2 separate regions of the Homo sapiens genome follow, and region 2 is linked to region 1. Evidence: chromatin contacts called from ENCODE Hi-C or POLR2A ChIA-PET data. All regions are on one chromosome and are shown on one strand. Each heading gives the region's core, a stretch centred on a gene start or an enhancer-like site at or near the end of the contact. The rest is flanking DNA. Distances are from core to core; before and after follow the strand shown. Region 1 has its middle 55 kb from the start of DNAJC6-AS1. Region 2 overlaps PDE4B (phosphodiesterase 4B).

The links. Hi-C counts contacts between places; a loop is a spot of excess contacts on that map. ChIA-PET counts read pairs that join two places held with the same protein, here RNA polymerase II (POLR2A). Pooled maps may share reads with other maps.
Region 2: a loop to region 1 is called in a map of CD4-positive, alpha-beta memory T cell, with 4 times the contacts of the local background. The contact joins two enhancer-like sites. A Hi-C loop is called at or near these places in 1 of 168 maps with a recorded cell type or tissue (CD4-positive, alpha-beta memory T cell), 3 of 37 single-sample maps with no recorded cell type and 4 of 50 pooled maps. POLR2A ChIA-PET finds 5 or more read pairs at or near these places in 1 of 52 experiments (BJ).

The regions. Positions count from the first base shown.
Region 1 is chr1:65,252,310-65,256,461 of GRCh38, reverse strand. No RefSeq gene overlaps it. Among named protein-coding and RNA genes, the nearest start is that of DNAJC6-AS1, 55 kb to the left of the region's middle. RefSeq lists silencers at 1,713-1,782, 1,873-2,372. Within about 2 kb of position 2,086, at least 14 of the 41 ENCODE cell types and tissues checked have a DNase peak (open chromatin) inside an H3K27ac peak, as active enhancers do.
Region 2 is chr1:66,244,300-66,248,129 of GRCh38, reverse strand. PDE4B (phosphodiesterase 4B) reads right to left here. Exons shown (of 17, transcript NM_002600.4): 4 at 476-670. Among named protein-coding and RNA genes, the nearest start is that of PDE4B-AS1, 200 kb to the right of the region's middle. Within about 2 kb of position 1,374, at least 4 of the 41 ENCODE cell types and tissues checked have a DNase peak (open chromatin) inside an H3K27ac peak, as active enhancers do.

The DNA of each region.
Region 1 (4,152 bases), core at 837-3,336:
TAGAGACGGGGTTTCACCACCTTGGCCAGGCTGGGCTCGAACTCCTGACCTTAAGTGATCCGTCCGCCTGGCCTCCCAAAGTGCTGGGATTACAGGGGTGAGCCACTGCGCCCGGCCTCAGCAATAGTTCTTGATGACAGTATGGAAAGAATTTTGTTGGTGCACTGACTTTTAAAAAGTAGGAACACATACTTAAAAGCCGGCAAGATGACAATGACAAGCTGCAGAGTCTCCCTAACAACCACCAATAGAAAAGCTTGTTTCCAATGCAATAAATAAATATTTGAAAGATAATTATTGCTGGTCATTTTCAAATTTATTTTTATAATGCTTAATAGGTGCTAACACTTTATAACTACTAACTCGTTTAATTCATTAATTTATTTAATCCTCAAAACACCGGGGGTGGGTGAGGGGGACTATATCGATGGCAGGGTCCTGGTGCAATCTGGCTCTGCCCTGCATCCGGTCGGCCATTTTAGAAATAAGGCATGTCAACCCCCCAGAGGAAGGATCCTCAGATGATGGAAACAGACAAAAAGGACAAGACAAGACACATTCATAAGCAGTATCTACACAGTACCAAGCCCTGCACTTAGCCTCGTGGGGGATGCAAAGATGAAATGGATGAGAATGTGGAATCTTTAATACCAGATGAACAGTGACAAACGCTCTACAGGTGACGAAATGCTAAAGGAGGGGTTACAGGTGGCAGGAACCACAGAGATTTCAGCGAGGAGACTGCATTTGTGCTAGTCTTGGCAGGAGGGTAGGAATCCGGCAGGCTGAGATGCGAGCATGGACACTGCAGACAGAGAAAAGCCGGGAGCCCCCAGATCAGGTCACTTCCCTGCTTAGCACACTTCAGTGTTTTCCCAGCTCACGTAGAATAAAATCCGAACTCCTCTTCATGTTCTGCCCAGACCTCGATCCAGGCCCTGCATCCCTCTCTTTCCCCTTGCTCAATTCAGGCACTCTGGGAACCTTTCCACTTGCTATTCTCTATTACTCGGCTTCACGCTAGAGTAACTCCTAGTCAGTCCTCGGGTCTCCGCTGACTTGCAATGCCTCGGAGAGGCCTTCCCAGTCCGCCTGCCATGGAAGCTCGGGGACCTGCCTTTTTTCCTCTGTCAGCAGACTGATTCCCTCTAAGCGCACATAGCAATGTGTACCGGGCTTTCTCTGTTTTGCGTGTGTAATGTCTGTCTTCCTCTCTAGAAGTAGTTCCAAGATCCGGGCTTTGCCCATCGTGTTCTCCGGCCAAGGCAGATGGAGGGGCTCGATAAAAATTGTGGAATGAATGAATGGAGTGAGTCAGTGATTGGCTGTGAGTTGAGGCCCTGGCGAGGACAGGACTGAGTGTGCTTGGAAATAGTTTATCGTGGCGAGAGCTTCGAAATCACCGCAGGCAGGTAGAGAGGAGGTGGGTACAGGGCGGGAGGACCTTGAAGGGAGCCTCGGGTTCTGATTCATTCCCCCAGTAGGCACTGCATTGCAGGCGCCAGGCCAGGTGCTGGGGGCCGGGGACAAGCTAACCTCAGTGAGGCTGTGTCGCCGCGCCACCGTGGCTTCCCTGTGTCCAGAGCCAAAGCAACGAGCAGGGGCTAGAGGAAAGGAGACTGTGCCGACATCAGCCCCTGCGCTTCCCCAGCGGTCCCGGTACCCGCGACCGAGGGTCGGGTTCGGGCGTCGCCTAGGCATCCAGGCTCCCAGGGCCGGGAACGCGACCCGAGAGACCGCCGGGGACGGCCCCGCCGCCGCTGCGCCCCTGCCTCAGGGTAACAGGTCCCGACCGGCCGCGCCCACACTCACCCTGCGCCGCCTGGCGAGCTGAGCGTGGCCTCCACAGCCGCCGGGTCGCCTTCCACGGCCGCCGCAAGGAAAACAGCTTCCGGCTCTTCTGGCCTCCCTTCTCAGTGGCGCCCATCGGTGCGCCGCGCCCTCCCCCGCCGCGGTCGCCCGAGCCGAGCGCCACCGCTCGCCGCCGCCGCCGCGCGTCTGCCAGGTGCCGGGCCGCTGCTGGGAGATGCGCGCCGGGGGCGGAGCTTGGGGCCGGGAGCCGTGGCTGGCGCCGACAGGGGAGGCTGCCCGGCTCCGCCCACACGGCGGCGCCTGGCGCCCGAGGCGTGCGGGTGCGCGCGGGCCCGCGCCGCTCACTCGGGGGGCACCGTTAGCACCCTTTATTAACACAGGAGTCCTAGGGGGCTCTCACCCGTTTTATCTCCCTGTTACAAACCATACACTCCACACTCCGAGAGGGTAAGGCATCTGCCCACAATCACACAGCGCTAAAGAAATTCCAGAGCCCTAGACTCTGACGATGTTTACTCACACCGTGCTACCGCCTCAAAATGAAACATCACGTTAGAACGTGGTTTTAGTTCTGACAGATATTCCTGTTTTCCTAATACAAGAGATTACTAGTCACCCACATGATTTTTTAAGAACTTGTTCTATGTCCAGTTACTTTTACACACATTTCATGAAACCTCATTGCAACCCCGTGGTGTGGGAGGCGTTTCCCATTTTCCAGATGAGGAAACTGAGATGGCAGAAGTGAGGCTCCCTCACCCCATCCCCATGCCATCACTGGTCTCTGTTGAGATTTTGCTTGGAATTGGGAGAGACTGAGAGGAAGATCAAAACCAATGCCCTTGAACACGACCTGGCTGCAATAATAATAGCTAATATTTATAGAATGCTTTTTATGTGGCAGATTTTACATACATCATCTTATTTAACCCCTCCAGTAATACTCGTGGGGCAGAAACAATCTCCAAACTCAACAGATAGGGAAACCGAGCGTCAGAGAGTACAGGTTAGATATCTAAAACCTCAGTAAAAAGGTTTTATGTTAGGTCAAATTATGAAATTGCCATTTTTGTAGGCCCAAATAATATCAGACAAGAGCTTCTATCGGTGACCAAAATTAAAATCACCAGTGGAGATCGGACACGGTGTCTCACGCCTGTAGTCCCAGCACTTCAGGCGGCTGAGGCAGTCGGATCACTTGAGCCCAGGAGTTCAAGAGCAGCCTGCACAACAAAGCAAAAACCCGTCTCTACCAAAAATGCATACACACACACACACACACACACACACACACACAGACACAAATTAGCCAGGCATGGTGGCACACACCTTCAGTCCCAGCTACTCAGGAGGCTGAGGTGGGAGAATCACCTGTGCCCAGCGAGTTAGAGGCCGCAGTGAGCCGAGAAGGTGCCACTGCACTCCAGCCTGGCTGACAGAGTCACGTTATCTAAAAAAAAAAAAAAAAAAAAAAAAAAAAAAATCACCAGTGGAGACAGGTGAAAATCGAATGCCTGCAGATGTGATATGCTGAGAAAGACACATCATCTATGGAGTATTCTGGCCAAACATGCACAGCATGAAGCTAATCATGGGGAAACATCAGATAAACCCAAAATGAGGAATCCACTATTAAAAGGAGCAGGGAAGTGCTGTATTCTTCAAAAGTATCAATGTCATAAAATAAGAAGAAAAGCTATGGAGATATTCTAGATTCAAGGTGACTGGGCTGGATGCAGTGGCTCACACCTGTAATCCCAGCACTTTGGAAGGCCGAGGCAGATGAATCACCTGAGGTCAGGAGTTCCAGACCCAACATGGCGAAACCCCGTCTCTACTAAAAATACAAAAATTAGCTGGGCATGGTGGCGTGCACCTGTAATCCCAGCTACTCGGGAGGCTGAGGCAGGAGAATCACTTGGACCTGGGAGGCGGAGGTTACAGTGAGCCAAGATTGCGCCATTGCACTCCAGCCTGGGAGACAGACCAAGACTCCATCTCAAAAAAAAAAAAAAAAAAAGGTGACAGAAGAGACATTGCAGCTAAATACAATACCACCTGACTCTAGACTGGACACTGTTTTGTAGTTTTTTGTTTTTGTTTTTTAAGGCTCTAAAGCACATTACTGAGTTAATTTTACAAAAATGTGTATATATATATATATATATGTAGCAGATTAGAGAAAAATGTTTATCAATAAAAAACTTGCTGACATTAATAACTACACTGCGATTATGTAAGAAAATATCCCTATTTTAAGAAAACACACACTGAAGCCCCACACGGTGGCTTCGCCTGTAATCCCAGCACTTTTGGAGGCTGAGGTGGGCAGGTGGCTTG
Region 2 (3,830 bases), core at 125-2,624, 990 kb before region 1:
AGAAGGGACACAGGCATGTGTCTGAATGACATCTTATTAAAGTCACCAAGCAAAGGCTACTGAGACAGCATGCATATAACCAATCACCATTTTTCCTCTTTGCTGGAGCCTCATGAAAACTGCACACACAGCTGAAATTTCAAGTGTGATGTATAAAAAGTGTTAAGGTTCTCATGCCATAAATGACTCAACAGTTCAGGAAATGAAGCAAAATAATTTTTTTAAGGTATCAGTAAAAGATGTAAAGTAAACACTGTGTCTAGGTTTTCCAAAACCCTTGGAGACCCCAGCTACATATTCCGCATGCTATAGAGCATTAATGTCCTTAAAATGGTCATCACGTCACCCCTGCTCATATTCATTTTCTTCCTTCATCCTTACCATAGATTAATGGGGAATTGTTGTTGCTGCCACTGTGACCTGGGTAGAGATGAGGTAAATGTGAAACTGGAAGCCAGACAGAGCTTGTACTTACTGCTCGCTTGGAAGAGAAGAGTTTCTCGACATCGCCTTTGGTGACAAGTCATAGTCGCTGTCTGATCTGTAGAGAAATGACTCTCTGCGCTGGCTGTGCCCAGGAAAGGTGGCGTGAAGTACCAGCCCAGCGGAAGAGCTGGCCTGGGGATCCAGTGGACTCCGACCTGGGGAAGGGCCATTTTCCACATCAAAGCTTAAAGAGAAAGTGGGAAACTCTGGTCACATGATAACCATGGAGGAGGACACATAGTATACACTGAGAACCAACGTGTGGCAGGTACTATACACTAAGCATTTTACATAAAACTGTATGTACTATGGAAAGTTTTCATCCTCAACACAGCTTAGAGTTGCAGTCATTATTATTTTCATGTTATGTATAGGAAACTGAGTCGCACTGAAGTTCAGTTATTTACCCATGCCCACCATTAGCAAATAATGGAGCCAGAATTTGAACCCAGGAGCAAACTCCATGGCCTTTCAGTGACATGAGTAACTTGGACAAATTCGGCGTTGGTGCCAGGCATACAACAACTTGGTGATAATAAGCAACTTTAGAGGGGGCATTCAGCACAGCTCTAGGTGTCAGACCCTGAACTATCACATGAGTAAAGTCTTCCTGTCTGGAAGACTTCTTCCTGTCATGAATAAATATCACAGTCTCATTAAATATACAATACACGTATTTCTAAATGTTTCAGGAACAAAGTGTTATCCTGACAACCTCCACTGGGTTATTAGATGGGAGGCCCAGCCTGAGATTTAATATTCATCTGCAAATTTAACCACAGAAAATGACTTAATTAATCTGCTAACACCAAATTACTCTCCAAGGCTGCAGAGCTTTGTCTCTGGGGGAGGATGCATTCACTGGCTCCCACAGAGGAGTGTCATGAGGTTTCCTATCGGTCTTCGTCACTCTAGAAAGGTGCCCTCAAGCCCAGAATTATTTGAACATGCTCTGATCAATGAACACACAGACGGGAGCAGTAGAGATTTTGTCTCTTGTTTTCTGTATCCACGCTCCTGGTATTTCCCTGGGCACTGTGCCCTTTTCACATTCTCCTTTATCATTACATATGCATTTTTTCCTGCACACACAATCTCTCTTAGCCTCAAATTGACAGTAATCCTCTTCCCTAGTATTTCTCCAGAACTCTCACTGCTCCCCAGCTAAAGCTTTGCAGAGAGATGGTGAACAAAAGATATGGGGCTGAGGATGCTCCTTTTTTCAAATTAGACCACAACAGTGAATTTCCTGTATACCAATTCAGCGGCCATGATTTATGTCTACATTCTTGGTTCTTTCCTTTCACTAGTTCTTACAACCAGCTCACTTTGGGTGGATTTTGCTTATATTTCTTCACTTTACAAAGTGCTTCCCAATACATTATTCCATTTACTCCTAACAACCCTGTGAAGTATATAAAATGATCCTACTCTACATTTGAGGTAAATGAGGCTTAGCAAGATGTAAATACCTTTCTCAGAGTCATAGGCTAGTAACTTGCAGAGCAGAATTGGAAGACTCATGTCTTGCAACTAATTTCTTTACAACCTCAGACTTTCCTAATGACAGAACTCCAGAATGGCCCAATAGATAACTGAGTGAAATTCCTCTTTAGTCTCTGAATTCAACCAAAAGTAATTTGGTACATAAAGAGCCAGTTAGACTATAAGCAACCTTGGCTGCTCTCTTGAATGAAAACGGGGAGGCAGCAAATTACCCTGAAGCTGTAGGTTTCCTTGAAACATGAGGAGAAGAAATGACAGAAGGCAGGGTTATAAGGCTTCCCCAGAGACCATTCACAGAAGCTGCTTTTAGACAACCCACAAACTCCAGGTGTCTGATAAGAAGCAGAAAATGATAATGTCTGGGTAAAAGGCCAAAGAAAAGCTATAACAATCCAATATGTTTGGTCTTTCAAGGTACTGTAGATGAATTTTCTCAGTAGGCTAATGGTCTGGGATGGGGCTGCCTTTCAAAGACTGCAGGCAGACAGGCAGGTGGACAATCACTCATACTAGCAGCCTGCTTGCCAGCCTGCCTGGAGGCAGAGCTACGTTGTTAGCCACATACATTGCAGCAAGCAAAAATATAATAAAGCGACTTGCAAACTTCCCTTGGGTGAGATCTATCGTAGTTGAGCAAAATAAAAAGCCCCTCTGTGGATAAGGGCTTTTTTGTGTGCCACCCAAACCCCTAGAAACAGTAGGTCATGGGCTCTGAACTATTTTTAAGGGCAAAGTAGGTAGGTTCTTAAAAAGTGAAGAGGGGATTACACAAAACTTAATGGTGGGCATGAGTTTAGAAATTTCATGTATTTATGTTGTTATTCATCTGGTATGTATCTGTGCAACCTTTCTGGATATTAAAACACTAACATACTTTTAAAACTGTTAGCATCCATCCACTGCCCCAGGCCCTCCAGGGTCAGCTGGACTTCTTGGTGATCCAGTAACTAAAGGATTGGTGTCTGGAAGCACTGTGCCTGTGTCCATTAATTCATCAGTGCTCATGCAGTGCCAGTCATTAAATATTATGAATACCACTGCTGTGTGTATCTGTGCTAAAATCTTAGAGCAGGTGCCAAGTGGGTATGCCCACCGAGCTCTTAGAACTCTTTCCATTCAGGGTTTCCACCAAGGCTCATTCTGCCTTCTTTTTTGCTAAAGGCATTCCTAGTGGGCAGAGGGTAAGTCCACAAAGCATTACCCTTAAAATGAGTGTCATAGGCATTCTGTCCCTAGTATTAGAATCCAAGAAGTTCACTTATGCCAGGTAAACTGGGGTTAGACCCTGACTCCAATGATCTCTCCATGATGCCCCTGTTTGCTTTTGTTTTCTTTCCTTCTTACCCTACTTAAACTCAGGAGAGCTTGCTGGAATTTAAACGAAGCCAGGGAAGAAGTCTCTGATGCAAAGAAGCAGTCTTAGGGAGACAAATGGCCTTTCATATTCCCTGGGGCACTGCTTCAAAGCAACCAACACAGATGTACAACTTTGGAACAAACATGAATCACCAACCAGACACCAGCCCCAGTCACAGCAAAATTAGCGGGCAGACATCACAATACGTCCCACAGATCCAGGGAGTGAGGAGGGGTGTGGGCAAAGGGAAGGCTGAGGACAGGCTTAATAAGCAAAATGAATATACCACACAAACTGAAATACAATTAGGAAGAAAATGGAATCTACAGTAGCAGAAACAAACACATAAATAGGGCCATTATTTGTTTAGGGTAATTTTTGCCTCTGCCTTCATCAGGACACATATTTCACCTTTAGGCTGCTTTATATTTTAAAAAAATCATTATAAAAGAAATATAAGAATATTATATAAAACGTAGAC